Regions from separate parts of the Mus musculus genome. Here region 2 is linked to region 1. The links are chromatin loops, found by intact Hi-C in ENCODE. Cell type or tissue: heart. All regions are shown on one strand. Links, peaks and the distances in the headings refer to the core of each region. The heading gives the core; the rest is flanking DNA. Region 1 holds the start of 2810410L24Rik (RIKEN cDNA 2810410L24 gene). Region 2 holds the start of Actg1 (actin, gamma, cytoplasmic 1).

Region 1 (14,851 bases), core at 3,067-11,066:
AACTGGCTGGGGACACGTTGAGTTAGCTGTTGCCCTTCCAGCCCTGTAATCTGGTTAGTACTCTGAGGCTGTTATAGGCCTAAGCCCTGTGTGTGTGTGTGTGTGTGTGTGTGTGTCCCCACATGCACTTGTGCACACACAAGTTCCATGGCATCTATGTGGAAGTCAAAGGACAGTTTGTGAGAATCAGTTCTCTCCTTCTCTATGTGGATCCCAGGGACAAACTCAGGTCATTAAGCTTGCCACTAGGTACTTTTACCTGTGGAGCCAGCCATCTTGCCCAACCAGATCTATGTCCTTTTCCTGGACCAAGTTTTCTTCATCATTGTTCTCAAAACAATAATGACCACTTTTCCTACATATTTGGGGGATTTAAACAGTAGCCCTTTCAACCTGAGACTCCACAGTTCTAAGCAACCTTCGTTATACCTGGCCTCGATTTCTGCAGGTGGCAGGTGACAGGCTTCTCCGTTTCTCCTAGTTTGCTGCAGGGTAGCCAGGGAAAATGTCACTATTTCTACCTCCTTAGTTTCCCTGTCATCCACAACCCAGGGTTCCTTCTACCCAGGGCTCCTTCTGTCCACTTCTGTATTAGTCAGGACAGCCATTCCAGTCAGCTGTCACAACCATGCTGCTTAGAGAGCCTCAGAACATGGCTTACAGTGTCCCGAGGGACTGAGGTTTGCTCTGGGATGCTCTCTCCTCCTGAGACCAGATCCACCCCATTTATTCTCCCAATAGACTATCTCCTCATCCTGGCTCCTTGGCACCCAATATAATAAGGCTGACCTCGCTAGCACATTTCAAACTTTATCCACTTCACATCTGGTAACAATCCCATGTGCCAGAGGGAGCCATATTGCCAAACCCAAAGTCAGGAGGACGGGCAGGGCTCCTTACACTTGTAGTAAAGAAGTAGACATGAGCCGTTAATCCCTGCGCTCAGGAGGCAGAGGCAGGCGGATTTCTGAGCTCGAGGCCAGCCTGGTTTACAGAGTGAGTTCTAGGTCAGCCAGGGGTACACAGAGAAACCCTGTCTCGGAAAACAAAACAAAACAAAAACAAAAAAGAAGTAGATATGAAATCAAGAACTAGGCTCAGATACTTAAGATAAATTTAAACTAAATTAACTAAGTTTAATTGCCTGAACACACATTCTCTGGGAATAGACAGCACAAGCCAAGCCCAAGATTTCTTGTGAAAAGAATGGCCAGGGTCCTTCAACTTCTGCAGAGGTCAGAAGAGGACACCAGATTCTCCTGGGACTGGAGTTACAGACAGTTGTGAATCACAATGTAGCTACTGAGTCTTTATGAGCACTGACTGCTCTGCCAGAGGTCCTGAGTTCAATTCCCAGCAATGGGGTCTGATGCCCTCTTCTGGTGTGTCTGAAGAGAGCAATGGTGTACTCCTATACAATGTAACTACTGAGACTCAAACCCAGGTCCTCTGCAAGTGCTAGACAAGTGCTCTTAATCACCGAGCCAATTCTGCAGCCAGGGCCAGTGGTTCTAACTTGTGCTGCTCTGTACTGTTCAGTGCTCCCATCAGTGTTCCCATCCAGTAGTCCAGTCTCTATGCACTGGGCCTCCTGTGCTGCTGAGAACCTCAGTGGAGGCTCTAAGGCCAAGAGAACTCCTTCACATATGACTCTCCAGGGCATCTGCTTAGTTTCAGTCCACTGAGCACAGCCCAGGAAGAGATTGTCTCCACAGACTCCCACCCATCACCCTGACAGAGATCCCAGAATTCCACAGTTTCCTCTGAGAGGCTCTCCTTGGAGCCCTCCTGCCGGCCAGCAGTTTCCCTCCCATGCTCCCTCTTGCAGGAGCAGTGCCCTGACTTGTCTCCCAGGCACTCTTCTTGTTCTCTAGTTGTAATGGATTTTAAAACTTTTCTATCATTTCTAGGGCTTGAGGGTGGGAAGAGAGGCTATTAGGAATTATCTTGACCACTATCTTGATTCAATCCCTCTTGGTCTAAAAAAAAAAAATCAGTTTGTGTCCACCCTGGGGTGCTTAATCCCTGGGAGCTGAACTTCAAGGTCGATTTGATCACCACGTCTGTGGTTTGCAACCATAGCCGGACAAGTCCTAGATCCTGAGTGCTGCAACTTGCCCTTCAGTTAGCTACAGGCCCTCTCAGGATCCCTGGACTTCTGAAAAGAGGAATTTCAAAACAGAGCCATAAAGGTGGCTGAGTACTGCCTTCAGCAACAGGGAATTAGATGTTAGCTTCTGTGACAACCTCCTGGGAGATGCTGGGATTGATAGCGCTCAGGTGGAGCCCTGCAAATCCAGGGTTGTAATGTACCTCATTTACCTCCGGGGCTCATTTTACCATCGGCGGCACCAGATTACAGCCCCTACATCAGGTGGTTGTTTTCCTTTTCTTCTTGGTTTGCGGATTTCACTTGGAGCCAAGATGCAGAAAGGGAGAAAAGGTTGGGAAACACCTCCAGGTCTGAGACCAGGACAAGGCGGTGAACTCAAGAGGAGACACCTGCCTGCTCCTGTAGGTATGGCTTGGCTCTTGTTTGTCTCCTGCACTTGCTGCCCTGGCGTGGCTTGGGGCACACTTGAGATGTATCTTTCCCTGTCTGTCTGGGGCAAGCCAGCAACAGCTCTCTGGCCGTGGTCCACTTTAGCCTGAATATTTTTCAGCACTCGATATTTCTCCGCTCAGAAAGCAAATGAGTCGCTGCCCACTAAGGTGGTCCTGGGGCAGTGGCCCCCAATCCTGTAGTCCTTCCTGAGAGGGCCTATGCACCTCTGCCCCTGAACTCAGAGACGCCTTGAAAGCTGAACATCACATTATTACCACTCGATCTCAGAGAACCTTCCTGACTTCTGGGGATGTTGCACACCCTGAATTTCAAAGTTCAAGGCACTGCGTGTCCCGGGTGCAAGGGGCCATTCTAAAATCAAATCCCCTGGGGCTTCCTCTCCCTAGAGTCCAGATATGATTCCCTTACACTTCCTTCCGGATTTGGGGGCATCTTTCCAGATAGTGGAAAGGAATCCAAAATTTGTAATTCCACGGCGGAGCCAGCTCGAAGCTGCAGACACTCTCGGCCTCAGAGCCCAGATCCTGAAAAGCTTACCAGTTTACCGTATCTTCTCGGGGAAATAGACCCTCCTCTTCGGCCACACCTCCTGGATCATCTATTGGCCAACCTGAGCACCGCCCACGCGATGCCATTGGTTTGCACCGGCTGCCCAGACAAAGGGAGCGGCCGCTGCGGGAGGCGATGGGGCGGGGCTAGGCGGAGGCGCTGGGGCAGGCGGGGACGCTGCCCTCATGGAGGCGGGGCGGGGGCCTCCACGTGGGTGGGGCTGGGCGCCCTCCCCACCCCCACGAGGGCCGCGGCCGTGGGGCGCTGGTAGCTCTCCCGCCCCTCCGCCCTGCACCCCTCCCGCCCTAGGGCTCTTTCCTGGACTGCGGCTGCAGCCTTCTCTTCCCGGAGGGCTCAGAGTTCGTCCCCTTTTCGCGATTGGGAACGTGGACACGCCGGAGCCTGGATGCAGAAGGGCGCGCGGGAACAGGGAGCTGGTGCGCGAGCCGCAGCCCAGCGTCCAGGCCGCCCCACTCTCTGCTGATCCAAAGGACTAGGGAAACCCTGCGCGCCGACGGTGGCCTGGACGTTGGCGCGGGCCCTGGCGCTAAAAAACGGATCCCATTTCCAGAAAGGCGGGCCGGGTATCCCGCTCCTGCCTCCTGGAGAATTAGCTCGGCGGAGGTCGACCAGCCGGGTAGGGAGGGAGGGATGGAGGGACAGGCCTAGGGTCGACCAGCCGGATAGGGAGTAGCTTCTGGGAGCTCCCTTGCCTACGGAGGGCCGGTGAGGCTGCCCTCAGAGCGCCGCCAGGTACGTGCTTTTTCCTTGTTTCCCGCGCGCCCAGAGCACACTCTGGGGAGGGAAGGAATAAAAACCCAGCTGGTGTGTAGGAGATTTTCGCACCAAACGTGTCTTTCTGAGGGGTCCTGGGACGGTAGCCGAACTCGGGGTAGCCTCCTGAGCTGTATTCTGGAATCCCTACTGGGCTCTCCACCACCCGTAAGACGGGCTTGGAGCCAGTTCCTGTGGAAATGCGCGTCACTTTCTTCAGAGGCCCACGAAATTCATCCAGGACTCCATGGGTACTACAGCAAGATGGCTCTGTTTCGAAGTGGTTCATACAGTTATCCCCCAACCCGGAAACCTAGAATTCTCGTTTTCTGAACCGGGATGTTTACTTTAGGGAAACCTGGTCTTGGCTTCTGCTGCGCGCCGGGTGTCTAGGAACGAATCCCTCCTGGATCCGGGAACCCCAGATTTGCGGGGTTAGGAGATACCCTCAGAGTTGTGGTTTTTTGTTGGTGGTGGTTTGTTAAGAGCCTGGTAGCTGAACTGGAGCGGGCCCCGTCCCCTCCCCCATACCCACTTCAAACAAAAGAGCTCCTCCGAGAATATTTTTTAAGGGGAAAGCGCTTCTGAATGTGGACCCTCAGTTCTCCCCGCCCCCCGTTCCGAGGAAGGACAAGGGTTTTATATGTGTGTTTAAAACAAAGGCGAAGCTAGACGCGAGTTGCCGGGAAAGGGCCGCTTTTATTTTAAAGTTCTTGAAGAATTCACTTTCTTTTCTCCCAAGTTAGCTGCAGCTGAGCCAGAAGCGTCCCCACTGGCTTACCCGATAGTGGGATTTTACACGGTGTCGGCTAAGGGTGGCTTTGTGAGAAGACCATTTCAGAAGAAGAAACGGGGCTCTGGCTGGTGGGGTAGAAACCCCTATGGAATGAAAAGTACTCCCAGTCTCTTTGAGGAAGATTGCAAAGTAAGGTGGGTTGTTTTTCTTTTGTCCCATCCTTCCCACCCCTTAAATTAGAAGAAAAGGCCCCCAAGCGTGCAGCACCAGGTGGACGTTTGGAAGCTGCGAGTGGAATCTCGTTTAAAAACTTCCGGCCCCACGCACACCAAGTATCCATCTTCGTCGTAGTTGGGGTGAGGAAGAGTGTGACTTCCCTACCCAGAGTCTGGTTGAGCACGGATCCCGCCGAGGAGAGAAGGGTCCCGGCCGGGGGGAAGGTCCCTCTTTCTGGGACAAAGCGATCCTTAATTGTGGCCACCTTCCAAAGTCCGGGGCGAATTCGCTACGCGCGTCTGCCCGGGCGGCGCTTGGTGGGTAGTCCCGCTTCCACCAAAACTCTGTGTTTCCTTTCTCTCAAAATAAAACTCAACAAGCCATAAAGCTTCCGACGCCGGTGGAGAAGGCGCCGCGGATTTATGGCCCCTGAATTCCCTACTCTCTAATTATCCTTGTTTTTACTTGACTTATGGGTAGTGACCAATAAAATCATTTTCCATTTTGGATTTTTTTTTTCTCTCTGGCTAACATGAAAAATTCAAGTTGCGCCCTTCTCTCACCCGCTTGGACAAACCTTTTTTCTGAACGGGGTTGGGGATAAAAGAACCCTGCCTCCATCTTTCGCCTCTACTGAGGGCTGTCCTGTCTCCCAATTCCCCGATTAATTGCATTTAGGGGAGAGCTGCCTCCACCCCTTCTCCCTCCACTCTAGGGCCTTTCTGCGGATCTTTCCCTAGAAACCCCGCTGGGCTCCGGCTCTGAACAGCACCGGAGGACTGCAACGCCCACCCAGGCCCTGCTGCGGGTCTCCGGTGGCCTCAGCTCCTGTCGGGTAACCTCCCTAGGCCTCCCGGAACGCTCACCGGAGCTCGAGCCTTTGGACGTTCAGGGGGCTCCAACTTTATGTGGGGATCCCCGGACCGCCAGTGCCTGCCTCCCCACCCCCCACCCTCATCCCTTTGTTCGCCTCTCCGGACACCGAGTTGAAGGCAGGAAAAAAAAATAATTAGATGGAAATCAAAGATTAGACGGGGTGCGCTGGCCGCCAGGGCGAAGCCAGCCCAACACTCCGCCGGCGCCTCATAAATCTTTTTCGCAGGCCTGACAAAAGCCACGTCCTCCAGTTCCCTGGGAATCTAGAAACTTATCGATCTCCTCGACGTCCCCCAGACACCCCTCTTTGGGATCGAGGACGGAGAGTCCTTGGTGACCCCCCCCCCCACTTATGTCCAGCCCAGGACGTCCCAGCCCAATCCCGGAGTTAATTAATTTTCAGAAGTGGAAGAAGGTGTCAGAGGGAGAGATACCGACCTGGGCCCAACCCCCTCCCAGGAAGGGCAGCAAATATCCAAAACCCGTTTGTAAAACCAAAGAAATGTTAGGGTGCCACGTTTCCCTTGCTCCAGCTGCCTGGAAGGATGTATTCTGAGAAGGGTGAGGGGCAGCTTAACCCCTCCTTGGCGACTCCTTTGTCTGGTCCAGCCATTTCTGGAACCAGCGGGGCGCCTGGGACTGGGGTGTAGAAGCCAGGCTCCCAGGCGCTGGTCCCGCAGGTGTGACGCACGCTGCTGTTGTGGGTCCGAGCCACGGGTGTGTGCGGTCCACGTGCGATCCACCCGGGATTGCACCCGAGAGCCCTCCGCCGGAACAGTTGAGCACTTGCGGAGTCGTGGTGCTTTTAGAGTTTTTAAAAACTTGAATTAATTGGGGGAGTAGAGTGCTTTCCGACGCGAATGGAGGTGTCTTAAAAATTATATCCCATTGTTGAACCAGTTGTTTCCGATCTTAGGTATTAAAGAAATGTTGCCACATTTAATTTTGGTTGCCGTGAGATAGAGAGGGGAGCCCAACATTTTGCAGTAATTTGATAAGCCTTCAAGTAGCAGATCCGAAAGGGAGGCTGGCGGCCCAGGTATAGTTTCTTTATAACCTGAATTTACAATGAAAGCATTCTCCTTTATGGATATAATAGATTAGATTTCACAACTTAATTCTCTGCAATGGCTCCGTTTAAGGGAGCTCCGGCTGATTTTATTACGCCAAGCCAAATTGGATGCTTGTGGTCTTAACGAAAAGTGATTGTGACATAAAATATATAATTTTAAAGTAAAAAACCAACGGGTTCGACCCTGCCCCCTCCCCCCTCCCCCTTTCTCCTAACCCCTGCTCCTTATTCCCCAGTTTGGGAAATAGGGGAATCATGGGTGTTGGTTGGTTTCTGCCTGGAAGTTTAGGCGACCCGGGCCCGGGCGGTGGATTGGCGGCCTGGAGGGCCAGGCCAGACCCTCCCATCTGGTAGTCAAGAATATGAACACTCCCAACACAGTCCAGGGAATCTCCGGGTACTCTTCTGCCCATGCTGGTGACTTCAAAGCCTCCCCAGGCTGGCGTGGAGCGCCAAGGAAGCATGCTTTGAGCCGCAGCGCGCGCGCTGTCTCTCTCCAGTCTGCGTGGAGTGAAGCGTCTGTCCTCTCCTCCCAAGGCCACCACCAAGGCTCTGTAGGCGGCGGTGCCCAGGGCTGGCCCCGGACGGCTCCAAGTGCCGCACCCGAGCTGTATTCAGCAAGTGTGGTCGGTGGGGACTGGGCGGCGGACGGCGCGAGCAGCTCTCCAAGCCCAGCCATCCCGCCCCTGAGCGCCGGGAGCCCAGCCCTACAAGCCGCAGCCGACAAGGACAAGGGTCTTTGGGCTCCAGCCGACCTGGCCTGCCAGCGCCTGCGGCCCACTCTGCCGTCACTTCTCATTAAGGTCGGGCTATGTTCTCCTGACAGCGCCCCTCATTTCAGAGTGCTTTGTTGGAGACTGATTTAGCCCCCCAGAAGCTCGGGGCAGCCAGCAGCCCGAGTGAGGTCCGCTGATGGCCCCAGGCGACTGCGGGCCGCCCCAGACTCCCCGCTGAGACCTCTAGAGCTAGGTCTGGTTTGCTGGACTCTCTGGATGCAGAGGCAGCCTGGGTGCCTCCGGGTTCCCACAGGCCTCGACCCCCGCGCTCCAAGGACGCGTGCGTGCTGGTGCGTGGCCCACAGGCGGCGGGGGCACACCTTAAATTAAATCTTTGCAGCGCCTGACCTTGTTTTTTCCTGGGGCGATAACGGCAGCAGCTGTTTTTTCCAGAATTCCTGCTGCTGGGGGAGGAGCGTTATTATTATTATTTGGGGTTGTCACTGCCTCCTGGAAACCTTCCACGGTTTCGGAAAGTGCAACAATAGCCCAGCAGATTTCTAGAGGAAGCCCCCTCCCCTGCTTACTCCAGGGACCACAATATCCTCTTACTGAAGCTGGAGCCACCCCTACCCGGATCTGTCTGCTTCTTGGCCTTCGGACCCCAGTCAGGGTCCTAAGTCCACTTTGCTCCACTCTGCCTGCTGGCCTCTGGCCACTCTTCGGGCAAAGCTCTCAATGGAGAAAATGGGTTAAAGTTAGGTGTGCCTCCAGCATTCGCGGGAGCATCCTAACTATGCCTGCTCCACGTGGTCCCGGCTCCAGCCCTGCTTTCAGATATATCTTTCCAGCCTAAGGGAGGTGCCTAGAACTGGGAAGAGCTGGGCCTGTTTGTTTCAGGAGTCAGGGTTAGCCCTGAAGCAGTTAAAGATTAAGAGACCTGGGGGGAGGGGAAGAGGGCCTTCCAGGGACTCTGGCTCAGTTTTTGTCCTTCTTAGGGCCCCTCCCTGAGAAGCCTGGCCTCTGCCTACAGTTCACCAATGTCACTGACCCTACCCTCATTTGGAGCGTTGAGCGGTGGATCCAAGAGGACAGTTGCTGGCTCCTTGTCTGTTAAGGGAGACTGGCAGCCCAGGTTACTAGCCACAGTCAGAATTCCCAGCCTCTGGCTCAGTGTAGCCCTGGAAACTCCAGCATGTCCATAGTGTGGAGAGAGGCCTTGGTCCTCCTCGATACTTCCCGAGTGAGACAAGGAACCCGGGAGAGTGGCAGGGATCGTGGAAGTCTGACCAGCTGGCTGACTGACTGGCCTTCTGGGTAGGGAGTGTGTGCAATCCTCACGGCCAAGCCCAGGCCTCCTCCTCTGCCTTCTTTCCTGCACAGTCCAGTGTGGTCAGGATGGGGAAGCTATCTTCCCCTAGCAGCAGAGTCCTCTTTGTGTCCCATGTCCCCAGAATTCCTTTGACCTGACCCTCCGTCTGTATGCCTGCGGAATTGCCAACAGCGGGCATCTTGTCATGCCCGTGAACTTATTTACAATTCCGTTTTGCCAGGTTTGTAGTGGACAGGGGAGTCAGTTTTGCTAGAGACGCTGTAGAAGGCTTGGTCGGGCATTATACTTCACAAGCCGCCCTTGTGTGGTAACAAAAAGATAAAATGCCCTTTGCAATTTAAAGCCACAGCTTGGGTGTAGGGAGTCTTTGCAGCTCGGTGGTAGCGACCAGCGGTCAAGAGACCAGAGTAGCAGGATGGACCGTGGATGCTGGGGCGTCCCTTCCCTGAGGCAGCTCGAGAGGGGATTGCTATAGACTGCCTTTTTAAAAAAAAAAAATCAAAGCAAGGCCTTTCAGGGGCCTTGTTCTCCAGCTTGCCCTGCAAGCCTGGGGTAGCATTCCTGAGCCAGGCATCCGGAAGACAGCTGGGGAAGACAGCGCCTAACAGATATTCAGGCTTTGGGTAAGGTGGCTCGCCTTTCTCCACTCTACCGGCTGCTGGGCAGGTCCCTCAGTTCAGAAGTAGCTGGACAGCTCTCTTTCTCTTCCCCCCACTCCCCCAACACACACACACATAGTAAGAGACCTGTCGGGTCTGACCAGGTAATAGCAACAGCACCCTGCCCTGAGATTCCCTTCTTGGCTAAATTGGCTATTTGATTCTTCTAGTCTCCCAGAGATGGCGGTGTCTCCGTCGGGGGCTTTTGCCCTGCCAGGATGCCACATGCATTTCTGGGACTTAGGAACCCATATGGCCTCTTCAGGTGTCTGCTTGGTCTCCTCACTCTCAGCACACACTCTGTTTGGGCTTCTCCCTGGATTTGTTAGGAAGGAAGCAAAACCCTCTGACCCCACCCCAACCACACACAGACCCAGATGAGCCCTAATGGCAGCAACATTTAAACTTCAGTCACAAAGCCAAAGCAAACTGGCCCCTCCCACCCCCTCAGCAGGTGGGAGCCACCCAGGAGAGCCTAGCCCAGCATTAGATATGCTAGGTATGCACAAAAGAACTGGAGAATGGAGCCGGGGACTTCCCTAGCTGGAAGAGAGGGGACCCCTGGTTTCTAATTGGAGAGAGAGAGAGAGAGAGAGAGAGGGAGAGAGAGAGAGAGAGAGAGAGAGAGAGAGAGAGAGAGAGAGAGAGAGAGAGAGAGAATATAAAGGGTGAGACCTGGGGACTATTGGGTGGGACACCCTTCCAGGCCTGAAGCATCCTGCCATGGAGGTTATAACATAGCATCTCAGCTGCTGCTTGTTCCAGTATTATAGACCCAGCACTAGACCTATCTGTAGAACCATCCCAGCCAGGGTGCCCATCCCTCTGTCTCCCTACCTGGCCCTCCCCCTCCACATCTGCAGAATATCACAGAGCCCTGAAGGAGCAGGACCGAGGCAGCCTGACCCTTCTCAGTCTATGAGCAGGAGCAGCCTCCTGACTGGTGGCCTTGGCCTTGTCTGACCTTCCATGTTCCAGAGGATGAATCCTCCACCTGCTCCCCCTCCCCCAGGGGCTGGACTGGGCCTTTGCCTCCTTTTCCCTTCCACTCTGGGAGTCTTGGTGTGCTAAGTTAATTGGCAAACTTTCCCAGAAGTAAACTTGAGGGATGAAAATTAATAATTTTCCTGGTGTTGTACTCATTGCTAATCAGGCCAGCTGGGGGGAGGGGGCCTGAGTGTCTGAGAGGACCCTGGAAAAGCCATTAATATGAAGGAGATCTTCCAGCGGGGAGGAGTCCCCTGTGCAATTTAGCAGTTCAGCAGCTCCAATGCTAGGCACAGTGACATTGGGGTGGGGGTGGGGGCTGGAGTGCTTGGGAAGGAGTCCAGCCATCTCTGCCCCAGGGCCAGGCAGCCTGCTCCGTGGCAATGTGATCTGGGTCAGCAGGCCATCTTGGGTACTTCCAGTGGATTCTCTCACTGACCCAGGAAAGCAACTCATCACCACCGGCAAGATAAAGTGGGGACCCTGACAAAACCCCAGGCTTGGGAGGGCTGGGCCCCAGAGAAGGAGCTTGATGAGAGCCAAGAATAAGGCCACCCACACCCTACCCTAGCCCTCCTTCCTGAGACAGGTGTCCTGCAGGAAGTGCAGCCCCAGAGAGATTTTGGGATCTATCCCTGACACATTAGTGTCCACTGGGCCTCTCAGTGTAGCCAACAGAGGCCAGGTTGTGTATAAGGCTCAGGTGGCCACCTCTCAGTGCTCTTGTGAGCCACAGCAGAGTCCCCAACATAGGTTTGCTGTCAGCTGCTTTGCCAACTCCGGGATGCACCTTTATATCCTCGGGGACAGTTTCTCAGGGACACATCTGGACAGTCTAGCCTTCAAAACACAGAAGTGGACATAAAAGAACCTAAATAGTTTTGACTCAGGAGGTCTAAGAGCCATCCAAGAAGACTTGGAATGGACTCTAGGCCAGCACACATACACACACACACACTGTTCTGTTAGTGGAGTCAAGGGTGGATGCATGGATGGATGGATGGATGGATGGATGGATGGATGAATGAAGGATTACTGATGAAGGGCTTCTGAGGCATGAAGATGGCCTGCTCACCTCCTGACGGGCTGCTCTGCTTGCTGCCAGCCGAGCTGCTCTCCAGGCCCCATCTGGAACTCTCCCAGAGAGCAGAGTCAACCTTTAGGGGACAGACAGTGGCAAACCTCAGGCATGTGAGTAGCCCGGGTGCAGCCTCCCATTGGCAAGTGTGGCCCTGGAGGGGCTGGGTCATGATCATGGAGGCAGGAAGGAAGATTGCATCAGGTGTGGCTAGAGGCTTGCTTGCCCTCTGGTTTGCAGGCTCAGCCATGAACAAGCAGTCTCAAGCCTTCCTGGAATATTCTGGGTTTGTGGCAGCCCAGAGTGTCAGCTTTCTGGAGAGTGCCAGGCCTATGTCCCTGGCACTCTCAGGGGATACAGATGTGAAGGAAGAGAAAGCTGTCATTGAGAAGTGGTTGGTTTGATACATCCATATCAACAGAACTTAGGGCCCTGTGGCTGCTCTGCTACAGAGACATATCACTGTACATAAATACAGAGTAGGTCAGTTATTTGGCCAAGGTCACACAGTAGGATTTGAAGTAGGTCTGTCCGACTGAGAAATACAGTCTTTTGCATGATACAATCTTAAAGATTAGAGTCCTCATTACACCTGACATATCTCTTCTTAAAAAAAAAAAAAAAAAAGCTGGGGCTGGAGAGATGGCTCAGTGGCTAAGAGCACTGACTGCTCTTCCAGAGGTCCTGAGTTCAATGCCCAGCAACCATATGGTGGCTCACAACCATCCGTAATGAGATCTGACACCCTCTTCTGGTGTGTCTGAAGACAGCTACAGGGTACTTAGATATAATAATAAATAAAATCTTTGGGTCAGAGCGAATGGGGCTGGCTGTATTAAGAAGGGTCTGAATTCAATTCATGAAGGCTCACAACCATCTACAGCTACAGTGTACTCATATACATAAAATAAAATAAATCTTTAAAAAAAAAAAGCTTTATTGCTGGGCAGTGGTGGCACATGCCTTTAAGCCCAGCACTTGAGTTGCAAAGACAGATGGATCTTTCTGTGAGTTCGAGGCCAGCGTGGCCTACAGAGTGAGTTCCAGGACAGCCAGAGCTACAGCTACACAGAGAAACCCTGTCTGGGAAAAAAAATCAACAACAAAAACCAAACCAAAAAAAAAAATCTATTATTTGTGTGTGTGTGTGTGTGTGTGTGTGTGTGTGTGTGGTGTGGTCTGTGGAGGTCAGAAGAGGATATCAGATCCTGTGAACTAGAGTTACACGCAGTTGTGAGCCACCTGACACGGCTGCTTGGAAGCAAACTCCATTCTCTGCAAGGGCAGCAGTGAACTGTTAAACCATTTTTTCAGCCCCTTTCTGCTGCCCAGTACCACCTGCGGCCTTGGGACCTCCAGCTTTCCACAGTTCCCAGGCTGGACAGGCCAAGGAGGACATCACGACACACAACGCTCACACCCCACCTGGCAGCTCTGGGGCCTGAGACCCGTGGGTGAGACAGGCGTTCTGACCATTTCTCATGCTATGCCACTAGGCTTGACTGAGATGCCCTGTCCAGTGGCTCCTTTCCCACCCTTTCCCCTGCGTGGCTGAAGGAATCTATGCAACAGGCCTGGAAGATCCTGTCCCTGCAGGTGACAGTGTCTCCAGCCCTAAAATGACACTTGTCACTGAGAGAAACTGCAGATTCAGCAACCTCAGTCACTAATACTGGAAGATCTTAGCACTGTGGGTTGTAGAACACAGACTAGCCTCTTCCATGTCGGTGACTACTTATCCTTACCCAGCCTCTGGCCTTGCCTAAGGTGTCTTGTCTTGTCTTGTCTTGTCTTGTCTTGTCTTGTCTTGTCTTGTATTATCAAGGTCACTTCTCAGCCTTCTCTTATGTGTCTCATGGGGTCAGTGTCCCACCTTGGCCCTGACTTCCCCCAAACCTCCACATGTTACATGTTACTAGTGTTTAGTCCTGTCTGGCTTCTCTGACCTATCCTGGGCTCAGGGATAGCTTTCCCATGTTGAAACACAGGAGAGCAGTGCTGGGATGTTTGAGGCAACTCAGGAACTGAGGTAGACAGCAGAAGACAGGCTCAGGTGCCCCCCACCCCCACCCCATGCTAACAGGCTTGCTTGAGCAGCCACTGTAGCTGAAGCACCGGGGGCTCCTGAGTCAGCAGATCCTAGGGCTTGGGAAACTGGAGCGACAGATGGGGTTACAGTTGTGAGCTGCCACGTGGGTGCTGGAAACTGAACTAGCATTCTCCGTAAGAGCAGTAAATTCTCTTAACCACTGAGCCACCTCTCCAGTCCTCAGGATTAGACCTCTTAGCAAAAGTCAGGGAAAGGTCAAAATTCAAAGTGCAGCTTCTGAATGTGTCACACTTTCACACCAGCAAGAAGACAAAATCCTCTTTCTTCTTCTTTTCGAGTTTTTGGGACAGGATTTTTCTGTGTAGCCTGGCTGTCCTAGAACTTACTCTGGAGATCAGGCTGGCCTCGAACTGAGAGACTCATGTGCCTCTGTCTCCTGAGTGCTGGGATCAAAGGTGTGCACCACCACCGCCTAGCAGAAGACAAAATTCTTAGGTCAAATCAACATTAGCCTGGGACCATCTGTTTATTACAATTATTCCCAATTCAAAGATTGGAAAGTTTTCATGTCGGGAATCTAGATACTATGCCCGAGGATGACAGTACCCCCAAAGTCTGCCTGCTATGAAGCATAGGGACATGGGGAGAGGATGTGGGTAACTCTCACCTACACCTCCATCTCCGTATCCCCAGGCACACAGAGGTGGAGACACTGCCAGTCATCAAAGTCCCAGAGCCTGTCTGCCACCCCACACATTGGCACCTGCCTGCTGGGCCAAGTATGGGAGCTCCTGCTCACCCAGCAGCCACTTGGGCTGACCAGTCCATTTTGCTGACATTGTGTTTCATGATGAACAAGCCAAACCTCAGCCGTGGAAATAGTTGCTATGGCCACTGCGAGGTGACAGTTGGGGAAAGCAGAGCTGAATTCCAGGTTGACTTGGGTCCTGTGAGACTCACATAGCACCATCCCCTGACAGTGCTTTCTGACTCCTTAGCTATAGTTGGGGACCAGGCCCCAGAAGGAGGACTCTGTCAGCCTCTGGGATATGCTCGGACTTCCCCATAGTGATGTGCCCTTGGCCCCTTGGCTCAGAATCACTGCCCAGGTTTGGGCTGGGGGCCTTCAGCTTCTCAGGAGCCCATTGAGCCTGGAAAAGACCCTAAGATTTCTGCAAGGCCTAGTTATCCCGGGATTACCTTTGATATTTTTCTGATTCATGATGAAGCAGAAAGACA
Region 2 (14,851 bases), core at 3,923-11,922, 160 kb before region 1:
GAGGCCCTTGGATGGATCCCCAGGGCCTTCAGAGTACAGAAAGGGACTGAAACATCTCGTGTATGTCACTCCTTGGCTACCCTAGTCCCTCTCACAAGCAGATGCCATAATATCTCCTGGCTCTCGCTGCTTGTAAAACCATAAGGCACCGTCGTAATGCCTCACAAGCTACAGCAAGGGAGAGAAGAAGGCTCTGTCATGTCAGAAAATCCAAGGCTCCAGTAAGGCCAAGAGTCGCCAAGAGGAATGGAGGGTGTCAGAGGAAGTCTGTGACCACTAGGCCATCCATCCCTCAACACTCAGACCTGAGCGAAGGAGGGAACCTGCGACATCTGCAACCCAGAATGTGTAGGATTCAAGGAGGAGAAGACGGATACACACAGACCTTGACAACCCTGAGTCTTCAACACTAGGGGGCCAAGGCAGCCTCTGCCCCAGCTTTCCTGAGAACTTACCATTTCTGTTCACACATAGGTCCAAGCATGCCGAGACACAGCGACAACGGCAGCAGAGCTCAGGTCACCAAGACCTCAGCCCTCCTCGAGTCAGTCACAGGCACGGCACGTTTAATGTGTGTGTATGTATCTTTTGTACTGGATGCCTTTCGATCGCTCTCCATCTTTCCCTTTATGTATTTACTTATTAACTTAGCATGCCCGTGTGCATGTGAGAGAACAACTTTGTGGGCTCAGTTTTCTCCTTCCACCTCTACATTGGTTGTGTGGATCAAACTCAGGTCACATTTTCTCAAAAGATGTCTTCTCTGCTAAGCCATCTCATCTGCCCCCACATAAGTTTTTTTTTTTTAGATATTATTTATTTAATGTATATGGGTACACTGTAGCCATCTTCAGACACACCAGAAGACGGCATCAGATCCCATTACAGATGGTTGTGAGCCACCATGTGGTTGCTGGGAATTGAACTCAGGATCTCTGGAAGAGCAGTCAGTGCTCTCTTAACCGCTGAGCCACATCTCCAGCCTCCCCCACATAACTTTTTGAGTCTGGGCCTTCCACCTGGAGCTCACTGATTCAGACTGACTGGTTGGTCAGCAGGCTCCAGAGATCTCTCCCTATCCCCACTTCCCAAGTGCTGGGAACATTGGCACTCGTCTATGCTGCAATCCATTTGTCTTACTGCTGTAATAAACAACATGACTGTTGTAGTCAGGGTTTCTATTCCTGCACAAACATCATGACCAAGAAGCAAGTTGGGGAGGAACGGGTTTATTTAGCTTACACTTCCACATTACTGTTCATCACTAAAGCAGGTCAGGAAGCAGGAGCTGAAGCAGAGGCCATGGAGAAATATTACTTATTGGCTTGCTTTTTTATAGAACCCAGGACTACCAGCCCAGGGATGGCCCCACCCACAATGGGCCCTCCCCTCTTATCACTAACTGAGAAAATGCCTTACAGCTGGATCTCATGGAGGCATTTCCTCGGGGGAGGCTCCTTTCTCTGATAACTCCAGCCTATGTCAAGTTTACGAAAAACCAGCCAGTACAATGACCAAAAGCAACTTGGGGAGGGAGGGATTCATTTCATCTCACAGCTGAGAGGCCATCATCCAGAGAAGTCAGGGCAGGCATCAAGGAAGGAACCCAAAGGCAGAAAAGAAAGCAGAAGCCATGGAGTCCTGCTTACTGGCTTGTTCTCCAACTTAAAAGGTCTCGCATGTGAGTGTGTGTGTGTGTGTGTGTGTGTGTGTGTGTGTGTGTGTGTGTGTGTGTGTGACACGCATGGTATTCTAACAGGGAGTTGTGAGTCTCCCAGGATGAGTGATGCCAGTTAAACTCAGGTCCTCTGGAAGAGCAGTGGGAACTCCCAACTGCTGAGTCATCTCTCTGCCCTGGCACTGGATACCCGCTGCAGTCTCAGCACCTGTAGCTAATTTTATGAATAGTCACAGAATGAGAGGTCTTGGGAATTAAAAGTATGAGTGCTGATGGCAATAAAATGCAGTGATCCTGGGTTATATCTATAAAAAAACACTCGAGAATACTATTGGGCAAAAGTCATCCCCGACGTACAGCCTCTATGCAGGCTACTGTCAAGGACGTTTGCTGCTGTGTTGTAAGGCACGAGAGCAGCATGCTGGACCACCTTGTATATGGCTCAGAAATGACAAGAGACAACGAACCTAATCTGTCAGTTACAACACATTTAAAAACAGTTATATTTGACATTACATCAAAATAAAGTTTAAAAATGAAAAATTTCAGGCCAGGTGTGGTGGTGTACACCTGTAATCACAGCACTGGGGAGGCAGAGGCAGGCAGATCTCTGGGTTTGATGTTAGTGGTCTACTAAGCAGGTTCCAGGACAACCAGGGCTACACAGAGAAACACTGTCTCTGGAAACACGACAATGAGGAGGGGTGGTGCTGACTTTAATCCTAAAGCTTAATATGACTTTGCAGCCAGCCTGGTCTACAGAGCAACTGCATAGCAAGACCTTGTCTCAAAAATAAAAAACAGCCCGGCGTGGTGGCGCATGCCTTTAAGCCCAGCACTCGGGGAGGCAGAGGCAGGCGGATTTCTGAGTTCGAGGCCAGCCTGGTCTACAGAGTGAGTTCCAGGACAGCCAGGGCTACACAGAGAAACCCTGTTCCGAAAAACAAAAATAAATAAGTCAAAAACAAAAGGTAAAGAGGTGGAAAAAAAATAAAGCTTTTGACTCTTGGGGATGGGGCAGGGGGTGGGGTGGGGGGGATGACGACACTAACCCCGAATCTGAGCCACTTCCTGTTCTGTGACCTGCACCTACCTTCTCTCTACTCGTATCCACCCTTTTCCTTTTCCTAGAAATGACAGTTATTAGGTGGCTCCGTGATGGTATAACCCAGTGACACCCAGGAAGTGCAAGGCAGGAAAGCTGGGAGCTAACCTCCCACAATAGTAGACAGACAAGCCAGGTCACGGTTGTCTGTACTTTGGGGTCTCTGAGTATTTGCTCCCAGACATCCATTGGGCCGGTCCTATCTGGCAGTGAACCTGTTCTTTCCTCATCTGTTGTTCTGGGTGCTGGCTGCACCAACCCCACCTCCTCCCCGTGCGTCAGCACCAGCTGAGGTCACCCGCCGCTTGGCCGCAGCCCTGCCTGGGTTCCCCTATCGGAGATGACTCAGCGGTGGGTCCGCCCTAGCCCTGCCTGGTTAGTAGTTTCCTGGTCCCTCTTGGCCTTTAGGGTGAGGAGGACTTGGAACCGCAGGTGTGCTGCACCCCTCACTAAGTGGCAGTAGCCGGACCCACCTGGCGGTCCACATAGGAATGACACTGGCCGCCACTGACCTGCCTCCCGCAGGGGCCATGCCAGGGGCGCCATCTGCTGGGCCCTGTACCCAGGCTCGAACCCCAAGGTCACTGCCCCAGCATCCAACCACCTGGGACAGCTGCGCGCATAGTACCGGCCCAGCGTTCTCCTGCTCCGCCCCAGGATTTGGACTCAAGGGGGTGGTGGTGGTGGTGGGGTGGGTGGTGGTGGAGCTGGAAGGTGGCTCTTTCCTCCTGTCTGAAGTTTGAGGTGGCCTTCCCGAACTCTCAGCCTCATATGCTGAGGACCCAATGAGCGAAATGGACTGCGGACTGGGCTCCAAGGATGCGGGTGGCCAGAGGCTTGAAGGGGGATGAATGGTCTACTCACTACTGTAGCGGGCCACACACTGGATTTAGTCCTTTAGTCCAGACACTTTCACTGAGCTCGCCCGGGTCACACCTTCCTCCCCTGACCCCCGAGCCCCGCCCCGGGAGGGGTAATGGCAGGGTCAGAGTGACCCGCAGAACTCCAGCCTAGCCTCTGCCTACCTCCATGACTGCTGGGGCAGTGGCAGGGTACAGACCGTCCAGAGCACCAGCATTCTGCCCTTGTCCAGCCCTGACCTGGCTCCCAGTCAGACGCTGTGTCCACTTCCTGAGGGTGGTACACAGGCCCTGAGCCACACTAGCTCTGTAGGCTACTCCATGCTAAAGCAGGAGGTCTGGCTGACCTGTGTATTTCCCTGTCCCACCTCCTGGGTAGCTGCTCCTTGCCCATCTGGGATCACTAGAGCTTGGATTGGGGGATTCTTTCTCTCCACAGCTCCAAACCCTGCATTTTAGGATCACGATGGAAGTGGGAACCGGGTCTGCCCCACTTGCTCGGTTGTCCAGGCCCTGCTCACTTCCGCTGCCACCTCCTGAGCTGAGAAGCCTTCCCTCTCCCTTCCTTTGGCTTCCTGCCATGTGCACCACATCCAGCTTCATAAAGGACAGAGCTTCTTTGTTTAAAGATTTATGTCTAGGAGCACACTGTAGCTGTACAGATGGTTGTGAGCCTTCATGTGGTTGTTGGGAATTGATTTTTAGGACCTCTGCTTGCTCCGGTCAGCCCTGTGCATTCAGGCTCAAAGATTTATTTATTTTTTGGGTTTTTTTTTTTTGAGACAGGGTTTCTCTGTATAGCCCTGGCTGTCCTAGAACTCACTCTGTAGACCAGGCTGGCCTCGAACTCAGAAATCCACCTGCCTCTGCCTCTTGAGTGCTGGGATAAAGGTGTGTGCCACCACACCCGGCCCAAAGATTTATTATAAATAAGTACACTATAGCTGTCTTCAGCCGCACCAGAAGAGAGCGTCAGATCTCATTACGGGTGGTTGTGAGCCACCATGTGGTTGCTGGGATTTGAACTCAACACCGTTGGAAGAGCAGTCAGTGCTCTTACCTGCTGAGCCATCTCACCAGCCCACGATGGAGTTTCTGTGGCTAGCTACTCAGTGGGTATAAACAGAAGCCTCCAGTCCATGGGCCTGGGGGTGGGGGCAGTCAGTGGCAGAGGTGGAACCCAGTCAGTGACACCAAGGTGCGCAGAGCATGGATGGAACAGATCAGAAACCTGACTGGGGTGGCCAGCCTGCTAAAATGAAAGCTGAACTGGAAGCAGGTACAGACAAGCGGGGCTGGTCAGAGGACTAGAGGTGGCTGCAGGATCTGCCTCTTGTTGTGCAGAAAGTGGGTAAGAGCTGCAAGGGGGCTATCAGCTTTAGGAGGTGCATGTCTCTCAGGAGGAGGCAGCCAGCCCTTGGACACACTTTCTCAGACCACTTACCACATCCACATCTCACCACAGCAGTGAGGAACAGATGGTCCCTGGGTGCTGGAGCGGCTTAGTGGGCATAACAGGGAGCAAGGTCCTGAGAGAAGAGCTTTCTCTTTTTTGAGACAGTTTTCTCTATGTAGCCCAGGCTGTTCTGGAAGTCACTGTGTACACCAGGTGAGCTTTGAACTCACAAGAGATCTGCCTGCCTCTGCTGCTAGAGTAATGATTCAAAGGTGTGGGCCACCACACCCAGCCGAGGTGGAGCGAATCTTTGAGATCAGGCCAAGGCCTAGGCAGGCAGGCCTGCCTAGTCAGCCTCAGGTCTGACACAGGTGCACTAAGTGGCTGGGCACACCTCGGAGCAGCTGGGAACCTCCTCCAGCCGGGCAGATGCCCTTCCTAAGGGTGGGTGGGGAGGCTCTGTTTGTTGGCCAACACACTTTGTTTCATGTGTGCAGACCCTTGACCTTCATGGTTGTAATGTGTCCTGGCTTCTGCCACCCGAGGCTGGCTCAGACTCACCCTCGGTTTACTGCCTCCCTTCCAGTGGAAAGGCCAGACCTGTACCTCTCGGCACAGACAAGATGTCCCCACCTGCATGTGATGTGTCTGCAAAGGCCTAGACAGGAACGTGGACTCCAGTTATTTAGACGTTGAGCTCCTCAGACTTTTACAGTTCCCTTTTTATTCTGGGCTTTTAGGTTTACTTAAAAGTTTCAAAGACATCAGAGGAGTTCACTCATTACACTGTAACGTCAGCTCCCTTACTGAGGGTAACCTTGGCATACATTCCAAACCTGGCCTGATGCTCCCGGCCTTTTCACTCTCTTCTGTTCTAAGGTTAGGTTGACACCCCTGAGGGCAGGAACAGTGGAGACCATGTTTCTCGTTCCCGTTGCCTAACAAGGAGAAAGTGAGTATGAAGTGCCTTGGTGGGCGGAGCCTTGCTGGAGGATCCAGGTACCAAGCACAGAGGTGACCGGACTCTCCGGGGAATCCAAAGTGGCCGCAGGGAGAAGGAAGTGACAGGTTGCAGTGACCACCTGGGAGGGTGTCGGATGGAGCCAGCCTGCAGTAAATCTCCCCAACTCTTCAACTGCTGCATTAATCCACCGGAATATGAAATAAGATGCAACAACGTCACAATAAAAGCCGACCAAAGCCAGCAAAGGAAAAATGTTTTTTATCATTTCTCTAGACTGAGTCTTTCTTTACAACGGAGACACGCCCACTTCTGGCAGCCCTGCAATCGTGAGCCTGCAGCCCTGGCCTGCAGGCTCACGGAAGCCAGGCATTCTCAATTCCTGCTCCAAGTGGGGTGGGGCCGCCAACTTCCACAGCAGGCAAGAACAGCCCGGACCTGACCTTGGGCGAGGCCTCCCTCACACTGCCCAGTTGCAAAACTGACAAATCACAGCGCCTCCTTCTCGTGCACCGCGTTAGGAGGCCGGGCTGCGGCTCCGCTCCGGCGGGGCTGGGGCTACCCCTCCCCCGCGTCCCCAGGGAGGGCTGCGTCTCGGATCCCAAGCGCACAGGCGAGGGTCTCCGCGCGCACCGGCCGGAACCGCCTTTGTCCTGCGGGCCAATGGGTAGCCTGCTTGACTAAATAAGGCGAGGAGCGCGGCCCGGCGCCCCGTCCGTTACGTCCGCCCCCGTGACTCAGGGCGGCCACTGGCCTCCCGGCGGCGGGCGGAGCGCGGGTCGAAATCGCCAAATATGGCCGCGCGCCGCCCGCCGCCCCTGCCCCCACCCGCACACCTGAGTTGCACCTTGGTCCCGCGGCGGGACAAGGCGCCCCCGCCGGGGGAACCCGGCCTTACATGGCCGTTCCGTGCTCGCAGCGCCTTCTGCACACAAGCAGACAAAGGCGTCTTAAGAGAAGGCTCGGATTTGAGGGCCAGGCCCCCGGCAGTACTTCTTGGGTAGCCATGGGCGTGTCAGAGGTGTGAGTGCTCACCGAAACCTTCCACTTTCCCCACGACTCTCACCCCCACCTACAAGTGTTAGTTAGCTGTTAGCTCCTGTAGGCTCATGGTGGGGTCCTGGAGGTCCAGCCCTGCATCCCCCTCATGGGTGGTGCTCCCATTTGACAGGCACCTCTGTACAACCACAGGGCCAGCGCCCTTCTTTCTAGGCCTGATGTTGCACAAAAGGTGACTGAGTGTTGGCACGGGTTTATGGCCAGCAGGTAAGCAGGGCAGGCTGCTTGGTCCCCCTGGGTCTTGTGTTCATGTCTCAGATGGGGAGCTGACCTTGCAGGGCTGCCTGAGAGCGCCTGTGCATAGGGTGGGAGTGGCACCCCGTACCTGCTCGAATCAAGCTCTGTGCCCTGTGACCTTGGAGTCCCTCACCTCACTGCTACCCTCCGCTTCATTCCACAATGAACCATTCCAGAAGCTTACAAATAAAACCCGGTTAACTCCCGTGCCAGCTTTCTCTTCAGGCACCATCTAGGACGGCAGCGCCACGACCCTGCTAAGGGTGACAAGTTTCCAAACAGCCGGGAGAAGGGCAGCGAGGCCGGCCCGCCCCCCACGCCTGTCCGGAGGGGACTAAGGCCTAAGCATTCTGTGCCCAAAACCAGTTTGACCCGGACTTCATAATCAGTGGAGAGGAGTCTCGCCAGCTGACCCACGCGGGGGGCGGGGCTGGACCATCCTGAAAGTCGGGAGACTTCCCCTGCCTCAGTTTCCCTACAATGTGTCCCGCAAAGCCAGCATAACACAATGCCCACTCACACCACCACCACCACCTTCTTTGATGCCCAGGGACACCCAACCCCGTGACGACCCCTCCTCCAATAAAGGGACATGGCTGAAGTGGAAGAACTGGTGACCCTCTCCCACGTGACTGGGATGTGATGGCCGCTCCCCGGACCCCCGGGAATCCCTCCAGCCCGTCCCCAGCCAGGCACACACGGACCCTGTAGAGAAAGGTCCTGGGGGGTGTGCGGGGCACAGGATTCACATAGGGGCGGGGGCCACGGGACTCACCCCAGATCGGGGCGCGGCCCGCCCCGGGCTTGGCAGTTTCGGGGCGCAGCCCGGGCCCTCCCTGCTACGCGGCAGTCCCGGGGCAGGGCAGGGCCGATCGCACGCACGCCACTCGCCGAGACCCCCGCGAGCAAGAACCGGGCCTCCCGGGGTCGCGAGCGCGCGGGGGCGGCGCGGGCGGGGCCGTTGGCGGCGGCGCGGGCCAGGGGCGGGCGGGCCCGGGCCCCACGTGTCCCTGGCGGGCGGGCCAATAGGCGCCCGGCTTTTGGAAAGATCGCCATATATGGACATGTTCTGGGGCCGCGCGCGCCCCCGCCCGCGCGCGCGGCCCGCTCCCGCTTAAATAGCGGCGGGGGAGGCCGCGGTCGGTCTCACACTCCGCCGCCGGCTTACACTGCGCTTCTTGCCGCTCCTCCGTCGCCGCCGCGTCCTTCGCCGGTAAGCTGCCGCTCCCCGGGCTTGGCCCAGTGACTTCCTGTGGCCCTTTCTTCCCGCTCACCCTGCCTGCCGCACCGCTGCGGAGCGGAGCGGAGCGCAGGGCGCCTGACGGGTGGGCCTGGGTCTGCAGCCGCGGCTGGGGGCAGGGCGGGGCCCGACGCAATGCGCAGCCCCTCCTCGCCGCGGCGGAACGGGGCGCTGCCGGTAGCCGACGGTTACGCCGCCCGGGGTGGGGACTGCACTCCTCCGGGGTGGCTCGGCCCTGGCCGAGGACATTTTCTGAGTTCGGTGAGGGCTGCGCTAATTCCGGGGCTTCTTCCTGCGCAGATCGCAATGGAAGAAGAAATCGCCGCACTCGTCATTGACAATGGCTCCGGCATGTGCAAAGCCGGCTTTGCTGGCGACGACGCCCCCAGGGCCGTGTTCCCTTCCATCGTAGGGCGCCCCCGACACCAGGTTAGTTGAGAGGAGTGGCCTCCCTTGTGTTCTCTCTGGGCCCGGGTCGCGCGGTGGGTGGGGCGAGTCTGACCGCGGCCTTTTCTCTCGCAGGGCGTCATGGTGGGCATGGGCCAGAAAGACTCATACGTGGGTGACGAGGCCCAGAGCAAGAGGGGTATCCTGACCCTGAAGTACCCTATCGAACACGGCATTGTCACTAACTGGGACGACATGGAGAAGATCTGGCACCACACCTTCTACAATGAGCTGCGTGTGGCTCCTGAGGAGCACCCGGTGCTTCTGACCGAGGCCCCCCTGAACCCCAAAGCTAACAGAGAGAAGATGACGCAGGTATGCTTGAGCCGGGACCTTGCCTCCCCTTGGGCGTGACGAGTCATTTTGTGTTGTGCCTCATTTCCTGACATTCAAGCGTTTCTTTGGTGTTTCTAGGGTTCTGTTCCTCTTCTCCTGGCATTTCCTCCCTGAAGCCTCCAGGTTTCTGTTTGCGTTTCTGCTTGCGTTCTGTTCTTTTTTTCTTCACACATCACATTTGTGGCATGCAGCATGCAGAGTGTGGGTGTGGGAGGCTCAGGGCCCCTGCTACTCACTCACTCAGGTGTTCTTTGTCTTTCCACAGATAATGTTTGAAACCTTCAATACCCCAGCCATGTACGTGGCCATTCAGGCGGTGCTGTCCTTGTATGCATCTGGGCGCACCACTGGCATTGTCATGGACTCTGGTGACGGGGTCACACACACAGTGCCCATCTATGAGGGCTACGCCCTTCCCCACGCCATCTTGCGTCTGGACCTGGCTGGCCGGGACCTGACAGACTACCTCATGAAGATCCTGACTGAACGGGGCTACAGCTTTACCACCACTGCTGAGAGGGAAATTGTTCGTGACATAAAGGAGAAGCTGTGCTATGTTGCCCTGGATTTTGAGCAAGAAATGGCTACTGCTGCATCATCTTCCTCCTTGGAGAAGAGTTACGAGCTGCCCGACGGGCAGGTGATCACCATTGGCAATGAGCGGTTCCGGTGTCCGGAGGCACTCTTCCAGCCTTCCTTCCTGGGTAGGTGTCCACAACATGATTTAGGAGCCAAGGGGCTCTCAGAAGGGATGGAACACACAGAATGTAGTGGCTAAATGAGCTCTGTTCCCTAGGCATGGAGTCCTGTGGTATCCATGAGACCACTTTCAACTCCATCATGAAGTGTGATGTGGATATCCGCAAAGACCTGTATGCCAATACAGTGCTGTCTGGTGGTACCACCATGTACCCAGGCATTGCTGACAGGATGCAGAAGGAGATCACAGCCCTAGCACCTAGCACGATGAAGATTAAGGTGAGTGGCTACCACCCGGCCTGAGCTGGCCTTAGGACCTGTGGCTGGGAAGTGGGACCCACAGGAAGGGCATGAGTGCTCATTCAGTGTTTTTCCTCCACAGATCATTGCTCCCCCTGAGCGCAAGTACTCAGTCTGGATCGGTGGCTCCATTCTGGCCTCACTGTCCACCTTCCAGCAGATGTGGATCAGCAAGCAGGAGTATGATGAGTCAGGCCCCTCCATCGTCCACCGCAAATGCTTCTAGATGGACTGAGCAGGTGCCAGGCATCTGCTGCATGAGCTGATATTGAAGTATCAATTTGCCCTGGCAAATGTACACACCTCATGCTAGCCTCATGAAACTGGAATAAGCCTTTGAAAAGAAATTTGTCCTTGAAGCTTGTATCTGATATCAGCACTGGATCGTAGAACTTGTTGCTGATTTTTGACCTTGTATTCAAGTTAACTGCTCCCTTGGTATATGTTTAATACCCTGTGCATATCTTGATTTAGTCCTTAGTTCATGTGGCTCGGTCACTTGGGGGCTGGGGAGAGCACGCTGTAGATGAGAAAGCCCCAGCCTGGTGGATCTCTGTGAGCACCACTGAGTGATCTGTGCAGGGTATTAACCAACAGCAGACTTCCAGGATTTCCTGAGGCTGGCAAGGGTTCCTGAACCAGTTACCACTCCTTCTTGCCAGTCTAACAGGGTGGGAAAGTCCGAGCCTTAGGACCCAGTTTCAGTTCTGGTTTCTTCCCTCCTGACCACCATCGGTTGTTAGTTGCCTTGAGTTGGGAACGTTTGCATCGACACCTGTAAATGTATTCATTCTTTAATTTATGTAAGGTTTTTTGTACTCAATTCTTTAAGAAATGACAAATTTTGGTTTTCTACTGTTCAATGAGAACATTAGGCCCCAGCAACACGTCATTGTGTAAAGAAATAAAAGTGCTGCAGTAACTGACCATTGTTTTTCTGGTTTGGCACAGGGCTGTGGGGTAGGGTGGAGTTGGGAAATGGAAAGGTGTGTCTGGTTGCCTAGCAGCAGAAAGCCTTCCCATTGGTAAGAAAGCCTGTACCCCAGCTTAAAGCCAGCCATGCTTGGAGCAGATTGTTCACTCCCTGCCACATTCTCAAAGGGTAAGGAATTAGGCCAGACAGGCAGCCACAATGAAGGGCCTCACACAGAAGCATTGGTGAGGAGAGCAGGCAGCTCTGGTGTTATCAAGTCATGAACAAGTAAGGAATGTAGCCATGGTCAAAAGAGAAGTAACCTAGATGTCTTAACAATTGCAGCCTTTAAGAGGCCATGCAACATTATTCCTCTATACAGGAATGAAGCTTAGCCACATAGACAACCTGGTAAGACTGGTTATCCAAAGGTGGTGCTGTCAGCACAGGGTTAGGGTTTGGCTGCTCAATGGGAACAGTCTAGGGTGATGAGGCTCTGGAATTAGGGCTAGAGATGCATTTCAATAGATGTTGGAGCTGAGTGCTTGCCAGGCCCTAGGTTGAGTTCCAGGAACCACCTGAATTGAGCATGCTGGCATGCCCGTTAGCAACTCAAGTGGAGGTGACAGGATCAGGAATTAAAAAGTCTTTTAGATTTATTTATATGTAAGTACACTGTAGCTGTCTTCAGACACTCCAGAAGAGGGAGTCAGATCTCCTTATGGATAGTTGTGAGCCACCATGTGGTTGCTGGGATTTGAACTCCGGACCTTCGGAAGACTGCTCTTCCGAAGGGTGCTCTTACCCGCTGAGCCATCTCTCCAGCCCCTCAAAAGTCATTTTTATATATGCAGTGAATTCAGCCAGGCCTCCCTGAGACCCTGTTTGTTTGTTTGTTCGTTTGTTTTTTGTTTTTTTAAAGTGGATGGGGGTTGGTGGGACTGGAGAGTGGTTAAGAGTAGAGAACCTAGTTCTCAGTACCTGTAACTCTAGTTCCAGGGCACCCCATGCCCTTTTCTGGCTTCTGGGCTCCTGCAAGAACTGTTGCATATAAATCGTTGCATATAAATTCATCTAGGCAAACACACATTAACAAAATAATTTTAGCCAGGCAGTGGTGGCGCATGCCTTTAATCCCAATACTTGGGAGGCAGAGGCTGAGTTCAAGGCCAGCCTGTTCTACAGAGTGAGTTCCAGGACAGCTAACAGTTATACAGAGAAATCCTGTGAATAAATAAAAACAACCCCAAAATAATTTTAAAACATTTTAAAAACTGAGTGTGATTGCACTGGGAAGGTAGGGGCAGGTGGATCTCTTGAGTTTGAGGCCAACCTGGTCTACAGAGTAAACTCCAGGCCAGCTAGGGCTACAAAGTGAGACCCTGTCTAAACAAAATAACCCCCCTCACACATACATACACACAATAAGCCAGGCAGTGGTGCACACCTTTAATCCCAGCCCTCTGGGGGCAGGGGGAGGTGGATCTCTCTGAGTTGGAGGCCAGCCCCTGGTCAACAGAGTTCCAGGACAGCCAGGGCTACAGGGAAAGACCTGTCCTGGAAATAAATACATTTAAAGATACAGCATTACAGACAAAAAGAGTCTAGACAGCTAAGTAGCAACATGAAGAGATACTGAGGCCCCAGCCCCAGAAGCTAAGACTCCTACCTTCAACACCAACCCTAGTTCACACTATGTTGCTTCTGGGAGCCCAGCTTGGCCGAAGGTCCCTGGCCTGTGATGAGAGACAACCTTGGCCACTGGAACTCACCTTGGACTATCTGCCTGATGGTGACTAGATCGGCTTGGGCCGCTGGAATGTCTTGGACAGAATAGGGCACCTGAGGAGGAAGGTAGGGCAAAGTATAATATAGATAGACAGAGGATGGACGGACAGACAGGCAGGCAGATAAAACTGGATGGACTGGAACCTCTGAAGTGGACTCTATATCTGACAATCCAGAAAATGAAATGCCTTTCCCGGCCTGGAGCACTGGCCTTGGTGATGCCCCTGCTCCATCCCCAGCCAGCCCTCACTGCCTGCTGGTTTCTGATGTAGATCTTTCCTGCCAGCTCCAGACTACCTAAAAGTTAATCAGCCAGTCTGTCTCCTTAGATTCATAGAGACCCAGGTCTGGTGTCACCATCACACCTGGCACAAAGTCAGCCTTGAATATACATTTGTAAGATGACAGAACATGGTCACACCAAACAGTTTTAATTTACTTAGTTTTATTTGGCAAGAGCATACTACTAGCTCATCAGAGATCGTTAAGTGCTCCTTAAAGAGGTGATCAGGCTCAGGCTTGGAATAGGGTGACTCAGTATTCTAACCCTTCACCAATGCCAATGCACCAGTGCTCATTCTAGCCCGAGCCTGACCTGGTTTTGGTTTTCTTTTTTCTTCTTTCTTTTTTTTTTAAATGTTCTCTCTCTACTTATCTCTATCATCTCTATCTATCTATCTATCTATCTATCTATCTATCTATCTATCTATCTATCTATCTTTGCTGTTTGTTTTCGAGGCAGGGTTTCTCTGTGTAGCCCTGGCTGTCCCGGAACTCACTCTGTAGACCAGGTTGGCCTCAAACTCAAAGATCCGCCTGCCTCTACCTCCCTAGTGCTGAGGGTAAAGGCTGCCCAGCATAAAAACCAGGGTTATATTGGTCAGAACAAAGTGAAAGGAAAAAAATGTTTGAGATTGGGGGAGTAATATTTGAGCTGTGGGGGATTGTTTTGCTGTTTGTTTCTTGGGACAGGATCTCACTGCAGCCCAGCTGGTCTCAAACTTAACCACTTTTAGTGTGCAGCCCACGCTGGGCTTGAACCGAGTCCTCTTGCCTTAGTTCCCCTTCTCACTGGGACTCACAGGCTGCAGCACCAGGCCAGTCTGTCTCATGTGTGCGTGTGAGAGATGCATCCAGAACATTCACAAGCCAGAGGCTGACATTTCTTCATCCCTCTACCCTTTTTTTTTTAGATTTATTTATTTTATGTATGTGAGTACACTGTCTGTCTTCAGACACACCAGAAGAGGGTGTCAGATCCCATTACCGATGGTTGTGAGCCACCATGTGGTTGCTGGGAATTGAACTCAGGACCTTTGGAAGAACAGTCAGTGTTCTTAACCACTAAGCCATCTCTCCAGCCCTCTACCCCTTATTTTAATTTATGACTTTTTTTTTTTTTTGTTTTTTGTTTTTTTGAGACAGGGTTTCTCTGTAAAGCCCTGGCTGTCCTGGAACTCACTCTGTAGACCAGGCTGACCTCGAACTCAGAAATCCTCCTGCCTCTGCCTCCCAAGTGCTGGGATCAAAGGCGTGCGCCACCACCGCCCGGCCTAATTTATGACTTCTTTTTTTTTTTTTTTTTTTTTTAAAGATTAATTTATTTATTACATGTAAGTACACTCTAGCTGTCTTCAGACACTCCAGAAGAGGGTGTCAGATCTTGTTACGGATGGTTGTGAGCCACCATGTGGTTGCTGGGATTTGAACTCAGGACCTTCGGAAGAGCAGTCAGTGCTCTTAGCCGCTGAGCCATCTCACCAGCCCAATTTATGACTTCTAAGACAGGATTCTTTTTTTTTTTTTTTCTTGGTTTTGGTTTTAGTTTTGGT

The links. A loop is a pair of places that touch in the nucleus more often than their neighbours do. Peaks named below come from ENCODE experiments on the same cell type or tissue, not always from the same donor. Only the 100,000 strongest peaks of a DNase experiment are listed, where the experiment ranks them.
Region 2: a loop joins it to region 1, with 11 times the contacts of the local background. A loop is called at or near these places in 5 of 42 quality-filtered maps.

What each region holds. Positions count from the first base shown.
Region 1 is chr11:120,178,457-120,193,307 of GRCm38, reverse strand. It overlaps 2810410L24Rik (RIKEN cDNA 2810410L24 gene), which reads left to right and starts at 3,452. Exons shown (of 3, transcript NR_030682.1): 1 at 3,452-3,868; 2 at 4,632-4,819; 3 at 5,557-6,658. It also overlaps Gm9734. In heart, for the core only: CTCF peaks have their summits at 4,101 and 7,864; DNase peaks (open chromatin) are centred at 3,217, 4,067, 8,157, 8,817 and 3 weaker places; H3K4me3 peaks cover 6,869 bases; H3K27ac peaks cover 8,000 bases.
Region 2 is chr11:120,342,083-120,356,933 of GRCm38, reverse strand. Actg1 (actin, gamma, cytoplasmic 1) reads left to right here and starts at 8,439. Exons shown (of 6, transcript NM_009609.3): 1 at 8,439-8,509; 2 at 8,837-8,965; 3 at 9,059-9,298; 4 at 9,585-10,023; 5 at 10,116-10,297; 6 at 10,401-11,247. The coding sequence starts at 8,843. The coding sequence ends at 10,544. Mir6935 (microRNA 6935) reads left to right here and starts at 9,521; the gene lies at 9,521-9,584. It overlaps 0610009L18Rik (RIKEN cDNA 0610009L18 gene), which reads right to left and starts at 8,256. Exons shown (of 2, transcript NR_038126.1): 1 at 8,072-8,256; 2 at 5,744-6,177. In heart, for the core only: a CTCF peak has its summit at 6,397; DNase peaks (open chromatin) are centred at 6,003, 6,543, 7,233, 8,333 and 7 weaker places; H3K4me3 peaks cover 6,059 bases; H3K27ac peaks cover 6,781 bases.